6 separate regions of the Homo sapiens genome follow, and all the other regions are linked to region 5. A link is a loop called in an ENCODE intact Hi-C map of the cell type or tissue named here. Cell type or tissue: PC-9. All regions are shown on one strand.

The links. Hi-C counts contacts between places; a loop is a spot of excess contacts. Peaks named below come from ENCODE experiments on the same cell type or tissue, not always from the same donor. Only the 100,000 strongest peaks of a DNase experiment are listed, where the experiment ranks them.
Region 1: a loop joins it to region 5, with 3 times the contacts of the local background. A loop is called at or near these places in 3 of 110 quality-filtered maps.
Region 2: it touches region 5 in a loop (5-fold over the local background); 3 of 110 quality-filtered maps call a loop at or near these places.
Region 3: it touches region 5 in a loop (8-fold over the local background); 2 of 110 quality-filtered maps call a loop at or near these places.
Region 4: a loop joins it to region 5, with 9 times the contacts of the local background. A loop is called at or near these places in 10 of 110 quality-filtered maps.
Region 6: it touches region 5 in a loop (4-fold over the local background); 3 of 110 quality-filtered maps call a loop at or near these places.

Annotation. Positions count from the first base shown.
Region 1 is chr6:44,056,663-44,060,662 of GRCh38, forward strand. The region is part of intron 1 of SCIRT (stem cell inhibitory RNA transcript); the gene reads right to left. Among named protein-coding and RNA genes, the nearest start is that of SCIRT, 16 kb to the right of the region's middle. RefSeq lists an enhancer at 1,902-2,081 and a silencer at 2,382-2,451. In PC-9, no CTCF peak of the experiment used is centred here; DNase peaks (open chromatin) are centred at 2,049 and 2,669; H3K4me3 peaks cover 561 bases; H3K27ac peaks cover 3,732 bases.
Region 2 is chr6:43,872,324-43,876,323 of GRCh38, forward strand. The region is part of intron 2 of LOC105375070 (a long non-coding RNA gene); the gene reads left to right. Among named protein-coding and RNA genes, the nearest start is that of LINC01512, 17 kb to the right of the region's middle. In PC-9, no CTCF peak of the experiment used is centred here; a DNase peak (open chromatin) is centred at 2,148; H3K27ac peaks cover 2,483 bases.
Region 3 is chr6:44,040,469-44,044,468 of GRCh38, forward strand. The region is part of intron 1 of SCIRT (stem cell inhibitory RNA transcript); the gene reads right to left. Among named protein-coding and RNA genes, the nearest start is that of SCIRT, 32 kb to the right of the region's middle. RefSeq lists enhancers at 1,571-2,319, 3,164-3,458. In PC-9, CTCF peaks have their summits at 1,578 and 1,781; DNase peaks (open chromatin) are centred at 1,293, 2,813 and 3,313; H3K4me3 peaks cover 1,662 bases; H3K27ac peaks cover 4,000 bases.
Region 4 is chr6:44,077,177-44,081,176 of GRCh38, forward strand. No RefSeq gene overlaps it. Among named protein-coding and RNA genes, the nearest start is that of SCIRT, 4.5 kb to the left of the region's middle. In PC-9, CTCF peaks have their summits at 2,156 (motif pointing left) and 2,358; a DNase peak (open chromatin) is centred at 2,165; H3K4me3 peaks cover 1,387 bases; H3K27ac peaks cover 2,083 bases.
Region 5 is chr6:43,925,252-43,929,251 of GRCh38, forward strand. All of the region lies in intron 1 of LINC01512 (long intergenic non-protein coding RNA 1512), which reads left to right. Among named protein-coding and RNA genes, the nearest start is that of LINC01512, 36 kb to the left of the region's middle. RefSeq lists an enhancer at 303-1,036. In PC-9, CTCF peaks have their summits at 2,363 and 2,564; DNase peaks (open chromatin) are centred at 1,600, 2,090 and 2,670; H3K4me3 peaks cover 338 bases; H3K27ac peaks cover 3,699 bases.
Region 6 is chr6:43,802,204-43,806,203 of GRCh38, forward strand. All of the region lies in intron 1 of LOC105375070 (a long non-coding RNA gene), which reads left to right. Among named protein-coding and RNA genes, the nearest start is that of VEGFA, 34 kb to the left of the region's middle. In PC-9, no CTCF peak of the experiment used is centred here; DNase peaks (open chromatin) are centred at 958, 2,028 and 2,498; H3K4me3 peaks cover 686 bases; H3K27ac peaks cover 2,358 bases.

The DNA.
Region 1 (4,000 bases), 130 kb after region 5:
CCAAAGCACGGTGGGTGAGAGGAGCAAGAGGGTCAATGGGGCCTACCTCCTCTGTCCATTGAGGGATACAAGTGAAATGCGGAGGGACTGATACCCTGGACAGTACCCAGGGGCTCCATCAACTGGGGGCGGAAGACCAGTTCTGGGGGTGGGGGAGGTTCTTTCAGACTGGCCCTGCTGCCTGCAGCACGAGGAAGACCCTCTGTCCACTCCTACATCTCCCCCAAACCCCCATGGATGTGATTGGACAGCCGCCCCAGGCACTCTGTGCTGCGGGGGCAGCAGACGCTTGGTCCTCAGTGAGGAGTGGAGAGGGATCAGCATACATCACATCACACTTGGCACGGCCCCCATTGGTGGGCAGCATGCCACCGTGTTGGTGAGCTGTCTCCCTGCAGAGCCTTCACAGGCGGCAAGGGAGGGGCTTCCAGGGGAATCACTGCCTATCAGGAGTGGCACAGCCCCAGGAAGCCCCCCGGACCATCCCTAGTTCCTGCCTTGCCTGGGCCCAACCAGAGCTGGGCTGAGGAAGGGAAAAGGGAGAAGGGCACTGGGGCTGGGAGATGAATTCCAGGCTGGGCCATGCTGGGGACCTCAGGCCACAACCAAGGGCTCGATCCCAGAGGGAGAGGCCTCCCACTAATCACATTCAGGTGACCGGAAGCTCTGAGGCTCTGGACCCTGCTTCCTGGAGATGTTAGGGAGGAGAGGGAGAGAGGAGTCCCTTGGCTCTGGGCCAGTCCACAGACTTCTCCCCAGAGGCCCAAGGGCTGTTGGGGGGGGATAGAAGACCCACTATCAACTCCCACGTCCACCCACACCCAAATAATGCCTCAGTCTACAAGAAGCCAGGTCCCATAGAGTTGAGGGAGCTCACAGTCTGAAGGAGGAGACACTTCCTGCTGTCTGGGATCTGCCAGTCTGAGGGCAGAGACGTAGCCACTCCCTTCCAGAACATCAACCTCCCAGTCTCCTCATTGTCTCCAAACAGGGCTAACACTCTTCTGTCATCCCTTTCATCCTGATCTCAGTCCTTCCAGACTCAAATCACTGCCCTCCTCATCCTCAGAGCCTTCCTGGATGACCACACAGCTCCAATCCTCCACCCTGGCACTCTTAGAGCAGTTAATTTGGTGGTGGACAGATAATTCCTAATGGCATGCAAAGAACTCATATTTCCTAGGCACCACCTGTACCAGAGGCCTGGTGGCAGGACCTTGATCATGCAAACATGACATGATCCAGGCATGCAGGGAGCTTCCAGTTCAGGAACATTAGGACGGACCAAGAAGATACAGTGAACTGTCAGTTAAACATCATCTTTTCCCAGACATTTCTGCGTGTGTGTGTGCGCGCGCGTGCGTGTGTGTCCCCAGCTAGGCTGGGACTTTGTTAGAGCAAGACAGGAACTGAGCTTAAATATCAGGCCACACCCCCATCTAAACTAAGTCCCTAGGATATTCTCCCAGAGCCCCATGTAATTTTCCCTCTTGGCACACATTACAGTTTGTAATTCTTTTTGGTGTGACTACTTGCTTTAAGACTCTCCTTTTCCAGGCTCTATAAGAGTAGCTGAGTCCATGGCTTCACCCGTGTATCTTGAGCACCTGGCATATTTGATGACTGAATGAATGATTTGAATGAAAGCACCACATTCCTATTCATGCCCTTGCCCCTAGCACACAACCTGTAGGTGCTCAGTGCTCAGATTTGGCAGGATGGCAAAGTAAAAAGAAGCCCATCTTGCCACAGCTAGGAATTCAAGGTCAATCCCAGAGCAATCCCAAGGCAGTTCATCAAGGAAGACTTCCTGGTGGAGGAGGACATGGACTGGGGACTTTCAGCCTCACATCTGTTCTTCCAGTTCATCATCTGTTTCTGGCAGGAACTCCTGAGGACAGAGGTTACGTCTGGGTCTCAGGGCCATCCCCAGCACACCCCCATTCAAGCTGCGCATGACCTGCCCCACTGTCGACAGCCAGCTGTGACTCACAACTCCTGAGCCTTTCCTCTTGGCCAGAGATCGTGGAGTAGATATTACAGTAACATTACTAACCACAAGTAGAGGCGGTGACCGTACTTACGCTCAGAGCACCTCCCCCCACCCCTGAGACCAGAGCAATGACCTCACACTCATGTTCGGCAGCAAGCACGGACAGTCCTGCCCGGAGGCAGGGGGATGGCCCACATGGCCCTGGTCTTCCAGAGAAGCCCAGCGTCTGGCCTCTTCCCCTCAGCGCTGGTCACATTCTCCCCACCTTCCCCTCCAAGCAGCCCACCTGGGGTAGGTGCTGAGTCCCCTGCTGCTGCCTCCCCCGGGTGAAAGCAGAGTAAACAGTCCCCCTCTCCCCCGCCTCCCTGGGGAGGGCTGGAGGAAAGAAAGGGAAGTGACAAAAGCTGCCCTATCCCTGTCCTTCCTCACTGCTGGGTCTAGGACACTTATTCTGGGGAAAGTGGCGTCTGAGGATGTGGCTGCAGTGGCCAGTTGCTGGCGCCAGCAGAAATCCCCAAGCCCGTCAGTAGACTCTGTTCAGACGCGTTCGCTGACCATGGCACTGAGTAAGTGCTGAGGAGACACCTGAGGACCCAGGTCACGCCCCTGCCTGCCCTCTCCTCCCAGACAGGCCCCTCCTAGGGCTCAGACCATTCCAGTTCCTCTTGTCAGACCCTGAGAAGGCCCAGGGCATCCACCCCTACAGGGAAGGCTCAACAGGAAAGAAAGAAACACACAGGAACTGGGCTCAGAGCCCAGCTGCGTGCTCTTGGGCAAGTTACTTAACCTCTTTAGGCCTCAATTTCTCAACTATAAAATGGGACTAAGACTAGCTGCCTGTTGAGCTGTTGTGAGATAAGTGAGTGCACTGGCCTGGATCTGCAGACGGTGGACAACAGCCAACGGCAGCCGGATGTGGCATTGTGCTGCTGCCTTTAGCAGCTCCAGGCAGTAACTACTGAGTATCAGGGAAGAACTGAGACCTCAGAGAAGGGAGAGAACCAGGATTGCTTGAGGCAGGGCGTTGGGAAGGCCCCACTTACCCTCTGGCAGTTGCAATCTAAAAGGAACAAAGAGGCTTTGTGGCAGATCCTGTCTCCTAATATCCATTCCTCGTTTATTTCCCAACTTTTAGCCAGACCCCCATGGAATAAAGACTAGACTACCTAGCTTCCCTTGCAGCTAGGTATGGCTAGATGACTGAGTTCTGGCCAATGGAATATAAGTGTGACTTCTAGGAAGCTTCCTTGAAGGGAAGGGGCATGTCCTTCTTCAGGCTTTCTTCTTCCTTCCTGCTGGCTGGGGCTCCAGCAGCCATCTTGGGCAATGAGGTGACCCTGGAAATGGAAACCACACCTAGCAGGTCAGAAAGATAGAAGGAGTCTCTGACCACATCCCAGAAATATTTTACATGAGCAAAAAATTCACTATTTATCTTGTGTAAACCAAAATTTAACTGATACAAGCTTCTCCTCTGGTGAAATAATCTCGACTCATGTGTGGCTGGGCAGAGTAGGATGGATGAGGTGTCTAGAAGAGAAGAGTTACCAGGGGTGTGATGTCCCCATCCAGGAGCACTTCCTCCTACTTGCCCTGTGAGGTCAGGAGGAACCCTGTTGGGAGGACTTGGCTCCAGGAGGATGGATGGATGGATGGATGGATGGATGGATGGATGGATGGATGGATAGATAGATGGATGGAAAGGAGGGAAGAGCCCAGGTAAATGCATGAGATGAGGAGAAATACCTAGAAGGAGGAAATACCCTGGGAAAACACTTCAGATGACAGAGAGCCAGGCTAGGGGTGTGGGGATAGCAGAACAGGATGGCCTACCTGACTCACTGCCCAAGTCGGACTCTCAGTTTTCCCACCTGTGCTTTGGGAATGGGCCTTATCGCCTCACTCAGGGCCAGCGTGAAGTGATTCAAAAACCAAACCAAAACTAAACAGAGAATCAGTGTAGCATTAAATCCGTTGTCAGCCCAGACAAAACCCTTCTCTGTGCCT
Region 2 (4,000 bases), 53 kb before region 5:
TCTATCAGAAATTTATTTTGTAAATTGCATCCTATATTCTAAGTCATGAGGTCAAATTACTGGCTATTTAAAAAGATCTGTGATGAATCCCTTTGTAAAGTGGGGAGAGAGAGTTCCCTGAGGGCGTCTTTGTAGAAATCTGAGTTTGTTTAAAGGGAAGCAAGACTTATCCTGGGCTCCCATTTTACAGATCAGGAAACCAAGGTTCAGAGGGTCCATGTGCTTCTCTCAGGACCCAGGCTGGGATAGAATCTGAGCAGAGAGCAGGCAGGCCCCACCCCCCAAGAGGAGCTGGGGAGGGGGCAGACTCAGCGTGCCATGGCAGGCCAGAGCAGAGAATGGAAGTAGAGGCTTGCGCTGCCATGTGGGAGAGCTGGCAGGGTGGGCTGCCTAGTGGAGGGCCAGCCAGGAGTCTAGGTATCCAACAGTCCATCTTGGGTCAGTGGACCTCATTCACTTGGATAAGGCAGCACAGTTTTGTCAAGCACCCATTTCATACCAGGGTCTGCCAGTGCCCAGTGCAGTGCCTGGCATAGAGATGAGGCTTACCCAGTCATCGCTGGATGATCACCCAGCAGTTCTAGGATCAATTCCCCTCCTCAGTGGGTGGCAGACTCACAGAGGGGAAATAAGTCAGGAATGGAAAGCCTTATGCTTCCATAGACTTTTCTGGATCACCCTCTATGTGCTTAGGGCAATGCTTGGAGCTGCTAGGCAAAGGGATGCTGGGTGGGGACACGGTGGGTAGTGGAATAAACAGGAGCTAAAGTCAGCCCTCACCCTGAGGGGTCCCTAATCTGCAGAAGGAGGCAGACTTGTCTGCACCCACGAGGAAAATTTGGGGACAGAGAGCACAGAGGCTGGAAAGAGTAGAGTGCATAAGAGGGGCAGTTCTAGTGTCGTTCATTCTTTAATTCATGTGTTCGACAACTATTTACTGAGTACCTACCATGTACCAGGCACCACTTTAGGGTCTGTGGTTACAGCAATGAATAAAACAGGTGAAAAACCTTGCCTTCGTGGAGATTGCATTCTGGTAGATCAGGTAACATTCAAATACACTAGTCAGTGGCCATATTTGCTTCTGAAGAAATATAAAGCAGGGGAAGGGGATGGAGCGTAGACAGGAGATAGCAGGCTACTTTACCCAAGAAGGGCAGGGCAGGCCTTTCTGAAAAGGTGACATTTGAGCAGAGCCCTGATAGAGCCAACAGAGTGGATATATGGGGAAGAGTTTTCAGGCGGCAGGAGCAGTAAGCGCAAAGGCTCTGAGGCAGGTAAGTCGATGCTCGTGTTAAAGGAACAAGGAGCGAAGCCAGTATGTTTGGAGCAGAATGAAGGGGCGAGTGGAGGAGCTGAGGTCAGGGAGGTAACAGGGGAGCAGATCGTGTGGTCATAGTACATCCACAAATGAAGTGAGTGGAGGAAGGACCTGATCTGACTTACACTTTAACAGGCTCTCTCTGGTTGCTGTGTGAATTCACTGTAGGGAACGAGGTGAGGGTGAACACAGGAGGCCAGCAAGGATACCCTGCAGCAGCCCAGGTGAGAGATGGTGGGGGCTTGGATAGGGTTGTAGCAGGGGCCAGGAGAGAAGGACTAGATGGAAAGTCTTCAGCTCCCACCCTGCCACTCTCTGGCTGTGTGCCTTGGGCAAGTTACTTAACCTCTCTGAGTCTCTGTTTTCTCATCTGGAAAACAAGGTTAGTAATAATCCTTACCTGGTGGTATTTTTACCATGCTTACATGAGACATAAGCACAGTCCCTGGCACTCTTGATGCTCACTCAATGACAGCTCTCAGTAATTTCTGACCCATAGGAGCCTATTGCACTGGGACCACATATTCAAAGTGGAATAAACTGAACCCACAAAGACTGAGGAGATCTAAGCTGGTTCAGGGGGACTAGAGGTTTAAAATGTGTTTAAGCCCCCTGATGTCTTGGGGCTCAGTTGGGCACTGTCCCCACTGCCCACATTCCATGCCCATGCCCCTGGGCAGAGGTGCCCTTTGGCCTCCTGTTTATCTGTTTGCCTTTTACCTGCATTGAAGTTTCATCTGAGAAACTGGCCCCACCAGTCCTGGGCCCAACATCAGCCCGCCCTCATCATGGGTTTCCAGCTGCTCCTGTAAAGTCAACAGTGCCCAGGAACAATGAAGAAGGAGGGGACAGCAGGGAGGCCCATAGCCCACTGTGCTCCCTCGCAAGCATGTGACCCTCAGGAATGACTGGCAGAGGTAATGATGGGAAACAAGCCCCAGGGAGGGTGGAGGGCTGAGAAAGAAACCCTAGTCTCAGGCAGGTGCTGGTGGCTGCAGTGCCTGCAGGACTGGCCCTCCTGGCTGTGGACAGGCCATGGCTATTCTAGAGACAAGGGATGGCTCTGGGGCAACTGGGAACATGTGCCTTTCCTGGGGGACATCAGCCTAGAAGCTTTTAAGTGATAGGCCCAGAAGGGGCTTGGTCCAGCCCTGCTGCATCCCCGCATTGACTCACTCTTCCATCTATTTAGTTGAAATACTGAGGCCTGTTGTGAGCCAGGTCCTGGGGTTAAAAATGTTTCTCCCACAAGGAGCATTTGCTAGGGAAAGTGAGAGCCAGAGAGAGAGAGAGAGAGAGGAAATGACTTTCCATAGGTCGCACAATGAGTTGCTGCAAAGCCTGCCTAGGAGTCTTGACTCCCTGTCCAGTGCTCTGACAAGCAAGTGCTCCAAATGCTCCAGACACCTCTTGGTGGCCTTGGGGAGCTCATTCCTTAGTGCATTTATGTCTGCTTGGTTGCCTAGGAGAGGCCTGAGGGCTGTGACCAGCTGAGGGCCACAGGAGTTAGAGAGGAGCTGGGCATGTCTCTAGGCTGGCTAGGCTGCAGGGAGCCCGTGGCCAGCCTGGGGGAGGTGCCTCTTGCATGCTGTGTGGCTTCCATCCCTGGATCAGTTTCACCATCTTTTACCTGGTAATGGGTTGCCCTACCAACCTGTCAAGGTTGCTGTGGGGAATGAGAACATGCCTTTCTAAGTTCCCCACCGTGGAATCTGCCTTGAGCAGGATGAGGTCACGTGGTGGCACAAGCCAAGATGGGAGAGTGAGGTGAGTCCCAGATGTTCCCAGGGTGTCTGTGCTGGGCTTCCACTTCCAGACTGGCTGTACCTGTGGGTATGGGGAAGGGGATGGCTGTGGGGAGACCCACCCTGCCCTTAGGGAGTCTGATGGGGAAAGCTCAATTTCTGCCCATAGGAAATCCCCAGACTCATGAGCCCAAGGGCTTAAGTTGTGAAAATTTCACGCAGTAGTCCTGTAGGCCCCGGCCAGACCTCACAGAGCTCCAGCAGAGGTTGGTGTGTGAGCTGGGTGCCGGCCTGATCTCTAGCTCAAAGGGAAGGAGGCCTGTGCCTTCTGGCCATGAAGGCTGCCCCGATTTTGGTCTCCCAGCCCCACTTCTGAGGGCCAGCCACCCCCTCTGTCCAGGCACCTCTCCTGGTATGAGCAGCCCCTGCCTACGGCTCCCACCTCTGCCCCCCATGCTGCTATGTGTTCATTCAGTAGGTCCCCCTGCCCTAAGCAGTGATTCTGTCATGGATCGATGACAGGCATGGTGGGAACCAGCCATGAGTTGCCCAAGGCTGCTACCTTCAGGGGGTGCACTACTGGACAGGTGCGTGCACAGCCACCGCTCACCCACACAGCGAAGTGGGTCTCCTTCAAGGGCTGAGTGTGTGGCCTCCACACTCAGAGTTATGGTCCAGCTGCAGGAAACCATGTACTGGCTGATGCCACCTGGATGGCCAGTTGTCTGGCTGGGGCAGCCGATCCCCCCCCATCTTTCCAGTGCCTGCCCCCCTGCATTCCTGGGGTCCCAGGTATCCCCCTGAAGATTCTTCTCCCTGTCTGTAGCATCTGGCGCTGCTAACCCAGCCCTGAAGTATGCCCAGTGCTTGCTTCCTATGAGGCCCAGCCTCCCATGGAGCCTTCGGGTAAGCAGGCGCTGGGGAGGGTGGTGGG
Region 3 (4,000 bases), 120 kb after region 5:
CTCGCCTCTTCTCTAGGAGCTCATTTCCTCTGCATACTCGGAGATTTTCATCTCCTGCCTCCTTCAGATGCCCATAAAGAGGGCAGGCATACCCAGTCTGGCTCAGGTACCCAGGGAAGCTACTGACTGGCCAGAGAAGGGTCTGGTCTCCTTCCTCCTTTGTTTCTTGCCTCTCAACCAGTCCCCTCTCCATGACAAAATATTGTCTTCAGTCCCACCAACAGTTTGGAGGTGGACACTTTGCAGGGGAGGCTTAAACCCTAACTACTACATGCTCTTCACCTTCCCTCAGCTGGGTACACAGGGTTTCCCCCTTAGGGAAGCAACTGGATTGCCTCTCTTCCAGAAAATTAAAGCCACCCAGGACTTCAGTGCCAGGCCCTTTATTATGAATTCCTCCAACAGGCCTGGAATGAAAGCCAGGCTGCTGACTAGGGCCGGCCCTCCAAATCCCCTCAGACCCTAACAAGGAAGAGAGCTATCTTGCACAATGCCACTTGCCAGGCCACCTGCAGCCCCACAAGTCCACCTCCTCATTCTCATTCCCGAGCACTGCCAGGGGCCATCAGAGAGAAAGAGGGCTAGGGATGGGAATGGAGACTGAGTCCTACAGGTAGGGAGGGCAAGGGACTGAAAGAAAAGGAGAGCAAGAAGGAGGGAGGGGAAGACCGAACCAGAAAAAGATGTCGGGGGTGGGGGTTGGGGTGGGGTGGGATCTGTGGAGAGAGAGTGGAAGAGAGAAAGAGATGGGGAGAGAGACAGGGAAAAGAGAAATAAGAGTCATGGTAAGAAAGAGACAGGAACAGAGAGCCTCGGCTTCTCCTGGCTTCTCTAGACCTCTCCAGTGGGATTTAAGACCTCAAGCAATCCTGGAGATCAAGATGGAGGCTTGGCCTGCAGTTTGAGGATCAAACTGTCTCCTGGAAACTACCCCCATGCCCTGGACCCAGCCTCTGTGGCCCAGGACAGTAGTGGGGACAGGTTAAGGCTAGGGAGTGCCTTTGCCAGGCACTGGGAAAAGACACTGCAGGCCCCAAATTGTGGTTAATCTCCAAGGACACGCAAGAATGCAGCAGGAGAGACTAGGATTAGACAACAGGGAGAACTCGATGACAGCTAGAGCTCCGGGATTCATTCCCTGCAAGGGCAGGGAGGTTGAGGGGGCAGAGGAGGAAGGAATCTGCAAGGAGGTTGCTGACGTCCTCCTGGAAGGCTAGAAATGAAGCACAGGCAGCCGAGTCTTCTCCCACCTCCCTCCACCCCCAGCGATGAGTCAGGGATTCCGCAGAATGCTGAATTCCTGTCTTCCTTTGGGCAATGATACTTGACACTCTCCTAGGTTTTCTCTCCTGCCACAGAAGTAAAATCTTCAACCATTCTCAAGGACTTCTTTCTCCTCAGCTCCCCAGACAGGCCCCTGCTTTCCTGTGAGTCACTGTATCTTCAAAGCCCCTTCCTGCCTCAGCCTACCCCAATAGCTCTCAGGCTCCTGGCTTTGCACGTGTTGTTCTGTCTGCCTGGAACACTCTTCCCAGAACTAGCTTCTTCTCATCCACCAGAAACCAGTTTAGATGGCACCTGCTGAAACAGATCAGCTCACAAAGGCCCGGCACAACCTGGCCCACAGAAGCATTCCTGAGTGCTGTAAATGAATGAACTGTGAATCAATGAATGCAGAAGATTCTGAGGGGCAGAAACCACATGCCCTACCCTCAGGGAGCCCACGATCTGATGGTGGAGACTCAGCCTCTGCCTTGGAACCCCTCAGTGAGCAGAGCTGTGGAACTCAAAGAAAGGAAAGCCTTGCCTGGGGCCTGCAACCAGGTTCCCTCTGAACTTCAAGGCAAGGAAGTCTTCTTCTATGGTCAGGGCCCAGCCCACACCTGCTACAAAGGCAGGGCCCAATGAACATTTCTGGGAGGGAGCAGAGGGGAGGGGAGGGGAGGGGAGGGGAGGGGAGGGGAGGGAAGGAAGACATCTCATGGACCTTTGGCTTTTCTTTGAGGGCTGCACTCTGGTCAAGAGGCTCCCTGGTGACCAGGGCCAACTGGCCCTTTCCATCAGAGCCAGGCACTGGAGAGCACAGTGTGGGTGCTTGCTCCATATTTGAGAGCAGAATAGAGCTGGAGGACTCTGGGCATCGAGAAGCCAGGCCCCAGCGACAAGGCTACCTCAGTTTCCAGACCCACAATGAGAGCAACCAGAGGAGGGAGGGGAGAGGAGGCAGGCTGCCACAGGGCCAGGAAGAGGCAGCTAAGGCAGTGTGGGACCCACCTGGGGTGAATGGATGGCTGAGCCTCCAGGGTGGCCTCAAGGGTTGCAGGGGAGACCAGACAGGGCTAAGGGTTGCAGTCCTGGTGGGATCTGAGCCTGGGGAAAAGGGAGAAGCTGGGGAGGAATCCTTCCACCAGCCCTTCAAGGCGAGCAAAGCCCCCTGCACTCCCCCAGCCCCAGCGAGAGCAGCTGGTTAGTGGATCAGGATCATTGCCTCAGGAAGGCAGGGGAGTTTCTGTGAATGAGTCTTTTCCATGCTCAAACCAAAACCTAAGTCCCTAGCCCAGCAGGCAAAGCTGCCACTTCCTCTCCAGAACAGCAAAGACCTAAGGCACTGGGAAGAGACCTGCCACTTGGGGCACCTCCCTTCAGGCCTCCCTGGGGGTGGCTGCTGTGGCACAAGTGGAGGAGAGACAAGTCAGGATGGGAGACTTTCTCCTGAGCTGGCCTCTGTGTTCTGCTGTGATATCCCTGCCCCAGGAGACAAAGTGCCACAGAGGGTAAATAGTAGGGGTGGAATTTAAACCCTGAGAAAGAGAGCAAAAAGTCACAGACTTCCTGGGTCTATGCAGGGATAAGAGCTAAGTGCCAGGGAATGAGTAAGTGCTGAAGCATGAAGCCAGGGGTTAGTGGGTCAGTGACCCACCCCATCCACCTATTCCTTAGCTGGCCATCATTAGGGAAATGATGTATTTATTTAACCAACACGTACATAGTGCAAGGTAAAACACAAATACCTAACAAATATTAATTCAGTGATTACCCAGAACAAACCTAGGAAGAGAGCACTATTGTCATCCCCAGTTGCAGATAGGGAAACTGAGGCCCAAGGAGGTTACCTGACTTGCCCCACATCACACAGCTGGAAAGTGGCTGAACCGGGATTCAAACCCAGACATGATGCTGCCCCAGTTGGGTCTTGCTGCTGCCATGATTTCAAGGCCTGGAAGGGGTCAGAGAAAGTCAAAAGTCAGGAGGCCAGCATCAGAGTAGGGCAAGGACCTCCCCCAGCAACAGCCAGAGCCTGAGAGAGAGCAGCTGATGTAATTGCACCCCTTGTTGCGGGGGTGGGGAGTTGGCCCAGGCCCAGGGAGTGGCCAATGGCAGGGCCCCTGCCTCCCTCAGCTTGCCAGGGAGAAAAGGAACCCCTCCAGGGTATTTCTATTATCTGGAGGAGAAAGTGAGGTGGGAAGAAAAGTTGGCTGGAAAGCAGACTGAACTTGCAACTTGGTTTAATAACCAAATCCCAGTTCTCCCTGTGAGCCAGGGCTCCCTCCCACTGTCCCCTCCAGAAAAATCCAGGCCAGGCCTGGGTCTGGGAACAAAGAAGCCTGTCCCCACAACCCCCCCTCCCCCAGCTCCCAGCTCCCTACTAGAGCCCCAGAAGTAGGGTCCATTTCTCCTGGAACCTGCCATGGCCCCTCCAGGCCTCCAGTCCCACTCTTCCCGAGCTCAAAGAGAAGAGGAGGATCCCAGAGATGGGTGACTGCATTTTCCACCCTGAATATGAGGCTGTGTGGGTTGGAAAAATAAACGGCACTGGTTGGGGAAGGGGGAGTGAACTGTTTGAATGAGGGCTGTCCTGAGAAATGCCGGTCATGTGGTCCTTGGTCCAAATGAAAGGTCAGAGCACCCACTGCGCAGTCAGAATGGCTGGGGAGCGGGAGGAAAGGGGAGGAGCAGAGTGGGCAGTCCTCATACACACTCACACACAAACATTCACATA
Region 4 (4,000 bases), 150 kb after region 5:
GGCGGTCGGCAGTTGGCCCCAGCAGCTGGTTGTACCTGGCAGGAGGTGGGTGAGGCTTTTCGTGCCCAGCCTCACGTACGTGCCCTGCCATAGGCCGTGCCCCCACCCCCACACCCCTCACCCCACAGAACAAGCGCCTAGTGACTGCAGAAACAGACACCCAGTCATGGCACACAAAGGCACCCACACCAGGCCAGCCATCATGGCTGCCCCCCTGGCAGCCACCCTGGAGGGCAGACAGATGCCTTCACAAGCCATTTTGTCTTTCTCCAGCTTGGTGCCAGGACTGGGGGTGGGGGAAAGGGTTTCTCCTGAGACTTCTCTGAGTAAGGGGGCCCACAGAGGGGTTTCCTTATGTACCCCAGCTGTGGCCTCTTGCCCCCTCTCTCCTGTAACCCATGTTTACAGAGGCCTCCAAGTGCTCTACCCTGCATGGGGACCTGCCCAGGCGAGGGGGTCACAGGAGCCTCCAACCCAGGAGGGGAAGTGAGAGATAAAGCCCCTAAGGAAGGGACACCTAAGTGCCTCCCCAACCAGGGTCTGTCCTTCGTGTCCCAAGTGTGTGTAGTGGAGGGAGTGCTCCCCAGTTTCCTGGGGGTTGAGGTGGGGCGGTATTCTAAACCTTTGGAAATGGAATAGAACTACCTAAAGTATATGAAATTAGATACTACTTGGGACACTATGTCTTGGTTCTGTATGTCCTGGGACAGTGTAAAAAGTGATCACAAAATTTTCAACATCACAGTCTAAAATAAAAACCTGCCTCTTGTCTGCCTCCTCAGACATAAACCTGCTTACGCTTCCCATCTGCCCACACTCCCACCTGCTGTATCTGAAGTTTCTCCCTTCCTTTGCTAGGGCATAAAGGGGTGGGCAAGGATGTTCTGGAACACTGACCACACATCCGTCCTGAGTATGGCTGGACTGACCCTACCCTCCCAGCTCCTGGAGCAGTTGGGTTCCAAGTGCCATATGTGTGCGTGGTTCAGGGGTACTGGAAGAAAGTTTTAGAATGCCTATTTATTTTTCATCGAATCCTTTTTTCATTTAGTGTGAGTGTGTTTTACAAGGTAAACTATATAAAAACATACTCATCTGACGGGTGCGTACTCAACAATCTTTTTTATTGCTAAGGGCACATGATCAAAAAAACTTCGGAGGTCACTGGCCTAGACTTCAGGTGGGGCAGCTGTGGGCAGGGGATGGCTTGTCTTGTCCATCTAAGTATCCAGCCTGACACATGACTAGTTCAGAGCCTGGCAGGGAGCAGAGGTCAGGGACACAGTATTGAATGAATGAAGTCCACCCCTAGAACTGACAGATGAGGAAACTGAAATAATTCTGGGGCGGGGAGATTGCTCAGAGGAGGACATGGGCAGGTTGAGAGAGTCTCCCCTCATTGCTGCTATGTCTGCAGCCTGCCCGTGTCCAACACCCAGCACCCACACAAACCTTACTTCTACCCACCCCAGGGAGCACAGCTCCCTCCTCTGCCTACCAGCAGAGTGGCCACCTGTCTTGAGCTTCTTACTGGATCCTGATTAGCAGAGCCAGACAGGGTTGTCACCTGCCATATCCCTCTACGTGGCAGAAAGTCTGTTGCCAGCTTTGTATCCTAGAACTCTCTGGAAGTCAATCTGGTGTAGGAGAAAGAATTTAGGCTCCAGACAGGCGTCAGTCCTCATCCAGCTTGGTGACCTTGGGCACAACACATAACTGGTATAAGCCTCAGTTTCCCAATCTGTATCTTGGGACCAATATTTGTACTTACTGTACAGAGTTGTTGTGAATGTTGAGTAGCCCACTGTGTGTGTAGGCTCTGGCATATACTAGGTGTTCAGTAAGATTCCTGTCCCTCTGTGTGCAGCAGGTGCCCCATGAAGAATCTGTTGAATTGTGATTTGACATCAGCATGGGAAGGAGAATTCCGAAGGCAGACAAATGAGCCTTTGCTCCCTCCTCTGCCTGCTGGCACGGTGCCCACCAGTCTGAGTTCTGTCCTGCACCTTCCTGCAGAAATGAAGCAGCCACTCTGGCAGCCTTGGGTCCCCTCCAGGCTCATCCACTCTGTGGTGGGGTGTCCTCCTCCTTTTCTCCCTTACAGCTCCTTTCCCTTTTTCTGTGCTGCCTTCACTTCAAGCATGAGCTGAGGGTGACTCCTGGTGGCCATTCATATAACTGCAGAATCCTGACCATTGTCACCGCCACCTGGAAGTGCATGAAGTCGAGTGTGCAAGGAAGCCATTCTTCACACTTTCCCTACACCTCCCAACTCCCTGTCAGGGCCCTGGGGAGCCTCAGGGGTGGCCACTCCCCGGGGACTCCACCCTCCGAAGTTCCACCTCTAAGGGCTTCACTTGCCTGATGGGTGGGGACGATCAAGGAGGCCTCTGCCCAGATCCTGCAGCACCAGGCCTGCCCCAGGCAAAAAGCAGGACAGTGGCTACTCTTCCCTCAAGTGCCACTGAACACTTTGCAGGCATCATTTTGTCCAATTCTTATCACTGGAGCCCATTATCACAAAGAAGAAACCAAGGTTAAGCAACTTGCCAAGGGTCACACAGCTCCTCAGTGCCCAAATGGTGAAATGAATACAGGTGACACTCAGTGGGACACCAGACCAGCCCCTGGGGGACAGAAGAGGCCTATAGGAAGGAGCCTGCCATGGGGTTAGAAGCCTCAGATTCTGACCCGACCTTGCCCCAACTAGTGGGGTGGCCTCCATCAAGGGCCTCTGCTCACTGAGCCTCAGCCTCCTCGATGGCATCATGGGGCGGAGGACAGAGCAGGATTCTCAGATTGGCTGTACATGGGAATCACTGGGAGGATTTTTCAAATACCCATGTTTGCCCAGCCCTGACTAAGGAAATCAAAATTGGTAGGGGTTGGCTAAGACAAAGGTAATTTTAAGAAAATATTTCTAGGTGATTCTATAGGCAGCCAGGGTTGAGAATGGGTCCTCTAGGAGTTCCCCATCTTCAGACTTCCCAGCCCTCTAGAGGTCAGCTCCCCAGGGCTCCCCTCTGTCCTAAGGGCTCTCCAGATAAACTTTTTTTTTTTTTTGAGACGGAGTCTCGCTCTGTTGCCCAGGCTGGAGTGCAGTAGCGCAATCTCAGCTCACTGCAAGCTCCGCCTCCCGGGTTCACGCCATTCTCCTCCCTCAGCCTCCTGAGTAGCTGAGACTACAGGTGCCTGCCACCACACGTGGCTAATTTTTTTTGTTTTTTTTTAGTAGAGGCGGGGTCTCACCGTGTTAGCCAGGATGGTCTCAATCTCTTGACCTCATGATCCGCCTGCCTCAGCCTTCCAAAGTGCTGGGATTACAGGCGTGAGCCACCGCACCCGGCCCAGAGAAACTATCTTAGCTTGTCTACCCAGACCCACAAGAAGCTGCCTCCCAACCACCCAAGGGGACACAGGCCCATCAACCCTTTCCAGAGGGGGCACAGTAGGCTTGAGACTCTTGAGTCTCTGACCCCCAGCCTGGCCTCTGGGGTGGGGGGAGAGAAAGTCATAGGGAGCTTAACCTCAACAGGATGAAGGCGCCATAATTAGGGTCAGGCGGTTGGCTCAGCCTGCGGAAATCCCCAGCTTAGTAGGGATGGGGAGTGGCACTGCAGCCTGCGGGAGGGTTCAGGGCAGAAGTGAGGGGGCAGGGGGAGCCCAGGCACATGGAAACCCAGGACCTAGGCCCCAATTGCATCCTGAGAGGGCCCACTGGGGGCTTCTCAACACAGTTCACTCCCTCCCTGGGGTTGCTGAACCCCAGGGAGGGAGGGAAAGGCTGACCAGCCCCCCAACCCCAGAGACCCTACTGCTCCCTCAGGCTGGGGTGCATCAGGATCATCCCCCTACCCCAGCCTTTGTCAGGAGGAGGAGGGCACCGGTGGGAAAAGGCTACGTGAGTGTTCCCAGGGCGACCCAGGCTTTTCTCCTGACTGTAATCCTCAGGCCTTGAGAGAGGGATCGCTTTCCACTGTGGAATGTAACAAAGGGGACA
Region 5 (4,000 bases):
TTGCTCTGTCGCCCAGGCTGGAGTGCAGTGGCACCATCTCGACTTACTGCAACCTCTGCCTCCCGTAGCCCAAGTGATCCTCCCACCTCAGCGTCTCGAGTAGCTGGGACTACAGGCTCGCACCACCATGCCTGGCTAATTTTTTGTAGAGATGAGGTTTTGCCGTGCTGCCCAGGCTGGTCTCGAACTCCTGGGCTCAAGAGATCTGCCTGCCTCAGCCTCCCAAAGTGCTGGGATTATAGGCGTGAGCCACTGCGTCCGGCCTGTGTATCTATTAAGCACCTCCTGTATACCCAGCACCTGCAAAGCCTTGGGACACACAACAGCAACCCTTCAGGGAAGATCCCAAGCCAGGTGCCTGTCTTTTGCCTCCTTGGATCAGTGACGAAGAGGTCAGCGTCACTCCATTTCTGGGTGTGATGGTCCTGGGCACTGCTGAGTAAGTCTGAGGAAAGGGACAACAGCTGCAGGCCCTCCACACTCAGCTCATCACCATTCTACTGCTCAGGCCCTCATCTGCCTGATTCTTGGGGTCACTTGTTTTCCAGGGCCTAACCCCATTCTGAACTAGTTTTGGTGAGGACAGTGAGGATGTGGGAATAGGCTAATTGAAAGCATGAAGTTGAAATGAGGAGCCAGTGCTGAAGGGAGATCTTGGGCTGCCACTGAGGGAGTTTGAGCAGGATAGTGGCATGACCAGCTCTATCTTCTTTTTTTTTTTTTTTGAGATGGAGTCTCACTCTGTTGCCCAGGCTAGAGTGCAGTGGCACGATCTCGGCTCACCACAACCTCCACCTCCTGGGTTCAAGTGATTCTTCTGCCTCAGCTTCCTGAGTAGCTGGGATTAAAGGCGTGCGCCACCACACCCGGCTCATTTTGTATTTTTAGTACAGATGGGGTTTCTCCATGTTGGTCAGGCTGGTCTCGACTCCCGACCTCAGGTGATCCACCTGCCTCGGTCTCCCAAAGTGCTGGGATTACAGGCGTGAGCCACCGTGCCCGGCCTGACCAGCTCTATCTTTAAAAGATCACTCCACTGTGATGTGGAGAAGGGGTTGCAGGGCAATGGTGGACACAGGAAGGGCTGATAAGAAGCAACTGTGATAGTCCAGACACCTGCCTCTGGGAGCCTAAAACACTCCACATAGGTGGGAAGGCTTCAAAAGAGGCCTGGGGATGAAGCTGTTGCCCTCCAGCCTGCCGCGCTTCCCGGGGACCTGCAAACGTCCATCCTTTCCTCGGTCGATTCCTCGTCCAGCCTGTGGTCCTTGGGGCTCTGATTTATTCAGCTTGGGAACCAGGCAGCGAGTCTCATGTCTGCCCCAGGCCTCAAAATAGATTATTTTTTTTATTAGCTGTCCCTTGTTAACTCATAATTGCAATCATGTAACATTTAATAGAGGCACAAAGCGATCCCCATCACTGCTCCACAATCATTCATTAGCTAACAAGACAGAGCAGCTCATAAAAAAAAAGCCGTTAAAAAAATTCCGGGGAAATGGAAAGCAGGAGGTGATGCAAGCCCTGGTTAACAAAGGCTGAGGGTTGGGGGGAGGCATGAGAGGGTGTGAGTGGAATAACCCAAGCCTGATAAGCCACAAAGCAGCGCCTGCTGCTCCCTCCTCCCTCTGCCGCCTGAGTCAGAGAAGCCGGGATGTGTTCAAAATCAAGCAATGTAATTAGCAGGTTGCATCATGCCTCTCGATTATAAATTACAATGGCCACAAAGAGGGTGGATGGAGGAGCAGGGATTAGATGGGGTAACCCAATCCCAGTGCCGGGAAGGGGGACAGAGGGCCCGGGAGCTGCCCCCCGCCACTAGGAGCCACTCGGAGTGGCCTCTGTCTACTGTGTCTAGGGACAGCAACAAGGCCTACTCAATACCTGCTTTGTGTAGCCTGGGATAATGATTTACAAACTCAAGGAAATCAGGAGGTGTGAAAAGAAGATAGCCCTCTTAACCCAGCCATTGTCTACCCTCTGCTGGAATGTCCCTCAGCTCCACCCACCTGGTGCACCTGTGCACACGGATGCTGTTTGAGGATGGTCCACGTGAGGAGCCCTCATAGGGGCTGGACTGATAAGATCTAAAAGGGTTGCTGGGCTCGAGGTGTGGCGACACAGTCAGGGATGATTGAGACTCGGCAAACAGGAATACACCTGAGTGATTCCCTGAGCCGTCTCTGTAGTAGGGGAGGATGGGAGCTTGGGCTGATGACAGAGCAAGCTGTCTCCTAGGAGTTGAAGACCTGGTTCCATCCCAAACTTTGCCACTGGGAGGCTGTAGGAGCCTGGCAAGCCATTTCTCCTCTCTGGGCCTCAGCTTCCCCCCTACAACCCAACTGCTGGCTATATGACCCAGGCAAGTTATTTTCCATCTCTGTGTCTCTACTTCCCCACCAGGCCTTGCTACAACTGGTCATGTGACCTGAGACCAGCTCCCCCTCCGCATCCTCAGTTTCTCCATTTACAAGGAGGAAAGTTATCCAGACAATCTTTAAAGTTCAGCTGGGGCCTTCTCTTAGTCTAAGGTGAACTCTGTTTTTCCAAAGACTAACCAACTAGCCAGCTCACCTGGTACCTTGGAGACCAGGGAAATGGGCCTGGCAACCCTGCCCTCTAGCCATCTGCATGAATCAGAGCCCGGTGAAGCAGAGGGGAAGTCAGTCTCAGGCAAATCAAGTCACTGGTGGCACTGCTCCCCGTGAGCCCGTGTAGACACACCCTTTACTTCCTCCTGGTGGAAGATTTGGCCTTTCAGTTTAGCCTTTGCAAACAGCATTTACTTGACAATGTTTTCTTAGCAGCCCTATTCTTGTACACAGGAAATAATCCCATTAACTTTATTATCTCTGCAAAGAAAGGACAAGGATATAGATTTGCCCTTAAGTTCAATGAACTCAGTTCTCTCTTGAAAGGAAAAGCACAGAACTGAGGCAATTGCCTTGTAGGAAGCTTTCTTTGGGTAAGACCTGGCTCTAGTGGAGAGATATTGCAGCTGCCTTTTGAACTGTGGCCCTCAGCTGCTCTGGGGCCCCCAAATCTTCTCTCTGGGCCTCACTTTCATCCCCATCACCACCTCCTCACACCTACATTCTGTTGACTGAGGGACTGGACCAAACTGATGGAGAGAAGTAGGTATTCTCAACAAGCAAGGAGAGGCAGAGGCGATCGGGAGGGAATCCCGACTAGCACTGCCTTCGCTCAGACCCCAGCATTACTCCCTTGGACTACTGTAGAGACCTCCAGTCTTGGCCCCTCAGATCTCTTTGCTCCTTTGCAGCCACAGGACCTTGCTAAAAATTGTGGCTGATCACACTCTTCCCCTGCTTGAACCCCATCAAAGGCACCCCTGTCCAAAAGTCCCAGGGCCTAGTAGGCTCCACAGGCTCCCCAAGCCTGGGCCGTGCTTTTTTCTCCAGCCACTTCCTTCTACTTGCAGCCCAAGCTACCCTGAATCATTGGTCCTTTCCAGCAAACCCCAGGCTATTTCATACCTCCACACCTTTGAGCGAGCTGTTCCCATTGCCCGGACTGCCCTTCCCCTTGTTCACCTGGCCAACTTAGGTTCAGTCTTAGGGGCCGGGCACGGTGGCTCACACCTGTAATCCCAGCACTTTGGGAGGCCAAGGCTGGTGGATCACTTGAGATCAGGAGTTTGAGACCAGCCTGACCAACATGGTGAAACCACGTCTCTACTAAAAATACAAAAACTAGCCGAGTGTGGTGGTGGGCTCCTGCAATCCCAGCTACTCAGGAGGCTGAGGCAGGAGAATCGCTTGAACCCGGGAGGTGGAGGTTGCAGTGAGCCGAGATCGCGCCATTGCACATGGAGGGCAACATGAGCAAAACTCCGTCTCAAAAAAACGAAAAACAAAAAACAACAACAAAAAACAAAACAAAAAGAAAAAACTAAAAGATGCAGCCTAGGAACCTTGCTTTAGTATTAGTATCCCCTCCTCCCAGAACCCCTTCTCCAGGCAGCTCTTCTGTGCCTTCC
Region 6 (4,000 bases), 120 kb before region 5:
GAGCAAAGGATATCGAGCTTTTTTCCCTGATATACAAATTGCAAGAGTTCGTTCTCCTCATAAGCCTGTTACTTTCTTATACCTGTGAACGGCACCTCCATCCCCACAGCTGCTCAAGCCCAAAGACGCATTCATAATCTGACCATCCCTTCGGGTGATCAAAGCCATCAGCAATCCCGGGGCCTGCTCTGCTTCAAAAATACTTCTGTCCTTGTTCCCCTCTTTCTACCATCTGGCTTCAGCTCCATGGCTTCTCCATTCCTCTCCAGCTTCTCCAATTCTTTTTCCTCCCAGCAGCCAGAAACCACTTTAATGCCACAGGAAGGATCATGCTACCTCTGTGCTTAAACCCTCCCTGCACACAAAATAAAGCCTGCCTTCATCGCCTGTCCACAAGGCCCGGCCTTGTCTGCCTCCTGACCATCTCTTCAGCCTCCTTGCAGGCCCCTCTCACCCTCTGCACACAATAATCTCTCCTTCCTTGAACATATCAGTGTTGTGTCCGCTTAGGGACTTCGTACTTGCTGTTCCCTCCTTCAGGAACATGCTGCCTCCACATCTTTGCATGGATACCTCCCCCTCACCTTTCAGGATTCTGTTCATATGTCACCTCCTCCAAGAGGCTTTCCTTGAACACCTCTCCCCTCCTCCCTTGCAATATAAATGGCATCCCCAAGTTGCTTGCATTCCACTCTTTTAATTTTCTTCATGGTATTTATCTCTAGCTAAAATTTATTTGTTTACAGATTGACTTTCTCTCTCTAGGATTTCAGGGGAGCAGGAACCTTGCCTGGGTGATTGTCGAGACTGTTGGCCCCATGACTAGTGCTTAGGGTTCAATAAATATTTGTTAAGCGAATGAATAAGTGAATGAATGAATGAATGAATGCTCTAACCCTGCCTTTGCTGAACTTCTAGAGATTGTGCAACCTCTCTTACACAATCAGGAGCTTGGTAACCTTGTTTGCACTCTCATTCCAAGGATTTCAGACTTGCTTTGCCAATCTTGTTGCAGCTCATCAATTCTTGGCAGCCCCACCCCTCCCAGCTGGGCCCAGGACGCACAGTAGGTCCTCAGCGCACACCCATGGGACTGAGTTGGTGAATGTAGCCTGGCTCTTGTCCTGATTATCTGGGTGACTTCAGGCAAGTCAGTATGCCTTTCGTTGTTTATAGTTCTCATCTGTAAAGATAAAGAGGTTTGTACAGATGGTCTCTAAGATTCTGTTTGACTTTCAAAGACCAGAACAGAATTAACCAGTTCAAAAGAAGAGCTGTGGGTGGGTGGGGGTTTTAGGTGGATTGAGAGAGGATGGGTGGGGGTAAGGGAGAGGGTAGTGAGGAGTTTGGAGGGGGATTAAATGGGACTTTCTTCCCAGGGCCTTGAGGACTGGGCTTTGGGGGACTCTCAGGGTGAGGTTTGATCCCTGAAGTTCAGGCTTGGCCCCTTGTTATTTCCTGCTTTCCTGGGGCTGTGGCTGTGGCTGTGGGAGACTTGACCCAAGAACGGACAGCCTCTCTTTTTCTGCTCTGCCATAGAGCAGAGCCCCAGCCTGGAACACACGAGCCCTCTGAAATTACCTGCACAGTCTTGGGGGTATGTGAATGAATGTCCTTTGGGGAAAGAAAGTCCTTATCTTTTATCAGATTCTCCAAGGGATTTCTGCCTTACAAAGTTTAGAAACCTGTATTTAGAAGGCCAGGCTGAACTAAGAAGATAAGTCATAGGAGGAGGAGAAGGAAGAGGAGAGAGGACCCAAATCCTTTTATTTTAAAATGTCTTTTCTGGACCTTAGTTTCCTCATCAGTAAAATTAGAAGTTTGGGTGATCTCTGGTAACATCCAGCATTTAGAATAATAATGCCTAATTTTACTTTGTACATTATCTCCTTTGCTCCTTTCAAAAGCCATGTGACTGTGTTTCTCATCAGCATCCCTGTTTTTCAGGTGACAACACTGAGGTCTGGTGACTCACCCAGGGTCATGCAGCCTGTGAGTGGCAGAGTGAGCCGGGAACCTGGCTGCTGGCTGAGAAATTTCAGGGCTTCTTCTTTGAGTGCCCAGCAGGATTGCAGCACCACATGGCTCTGGGGCTCTCCCACTGGCCAGTCTGGGCTGAAGGGAATGAAGTGAAGAGAGGGAGTTTCCCCTAAAGGTTGGTTGTTAATGATATTGCAGAAGAGGAAGAGGTGGTAGGAGGAACAGGTCATGCCCAAGTGGAAATCCTCAGCTCCTTCCAGCTGATCTAGAAGGCCTCCTGGACAAGGGGACACTTGGGGAGGTGGGGAACTGGGCCTCAGCTTGGGGAAAGGGAGGCATTCCTAGGCAGCGGAAAGCATCCTTTCTGGTGGGTAATCCAGTATTTATGGTGTTTTTGATGACTGGAATGCGGGTGTGGGTTCCCTATTGGACTTTGGGCTCTGCTGCAGGCCTCAGGCTGGGGAGACATTTTGGAATGTGTCCCTTGCCTTCTAGGGCCACCTTTGGCCTCACCTGCTGTTTACCCTCTTCTTCCTCCCCCTCTTCCCCCCTTGGCAGCCTGAGCTAGTGCCAGGAAATTGTTGGTCAAAGGTGAGGTCACCAAGAACCTGGAAAAACAACAGGTCTCCATTAACCTTGTTTACCTGCCAGGTAACTGTTGCTTTACAAAGGTTCTTTCGCCCCTTCTTTCATTACCTGCATTTCCTGCTCCCGTAAAAGCTCAGATCAGCTGAGCAGATTTTGGTGGGGGGTTCCTTCAAGATAAACCCTCCTGAGAGGCTTTCCACTCTTCTATTTTCTGGCATGTGGTCTGTATCTATTAGGTCATATCTCAGACTGTGTGGTCACCTGAGTTTAGATGCTGGCTGCCCAGCGAGACTGTCAACAACTTGAGGGAAGGGCTGTGTTCATTTACATTCTCAGGGCCTGGCTTCTAATAATGTCTGCTGCTTCAATGGATGGATGACTGAATGAATTAATGAATGAGTGGGATGGATGTCCTGGGTTTCTATTTCAGAACTCACCTCCCCTAGGAGGTCTCCTGGGGTTACTTCCAGCCTATTCTTTGCATCTTATTCCCATCTTTGGTCTGCCTAATCTGTCCTGATTTCTTCATGCTGTTTTTCTCAGAGTTTTTCATAAGGAACCAAAAACAACTGAGCCATGTGGCCCTCTGACAACCTCCCCAGGGCCCTGCAGACAGCAGACTCCTGATCAATGGTCACTAACTGACCAGCTTATGGGATCTGGGCCAAAGGAGAGCCAGGGAGGTCAGATTGTTTCTTGAGGTCACCCAGCTGTGAAAGAACTTGGGCCCATCCTTGGCCAAACCTGCACATCATCACTCAGACCTGGGGCTTCCTTCTGTGTGCAGAGCTGATATTTAAACACCATTGATGTCAATGCATCTATTCACTCAGAAAATATTGGGACCGTGCTTGCTCTGGCTCTCTGTGTTGAAGATGATACAGTTCCTTTACCTCAAAGAGGTCACAAACCAATCAGGGAGATGAGATATTTACCAGAGCAGTTCCTCAGCACTGGAGCCAAAGGTTGGGACAGTCAGAGAAGGCTTCCCAGAGGCGCTGGCACTTGAGGCCCTTGAAAGATTCTTAATCACTTATTTGGTGTAAGCTGTTTAAGAGAGCTTTGCTCATCTTGGTTAGTCCAAGATGTGCCTGTGACCTGTTTGTGGTCCTGGTTCACAAGGAGGAGGGACAGTAGTGGCTATCCCCTGCATCAGCACCCCCTGTTCCATCACTGCTACCGAGGGCTGCAAAGCCACAGGACTAGCTGGCAGTGAGAGGGCCCGTTGCCTGCGTGTAGACACCGGGATCAGAGATTGGCTGAGACACACCAGAGGCCCCACAGTGACCCAGGGCGGAGCAGGGTCTAGAACCTAATAGTCCTGATTCCCACCCCTGTGCTCTCTCCGTGGATGCCACCACCCAGTTGCCTTTACGAGGCCAGTGCCTTCTGTGGGTCAGTACCTTGGGCTCTGGGCTGGGTGCTGGGTGTA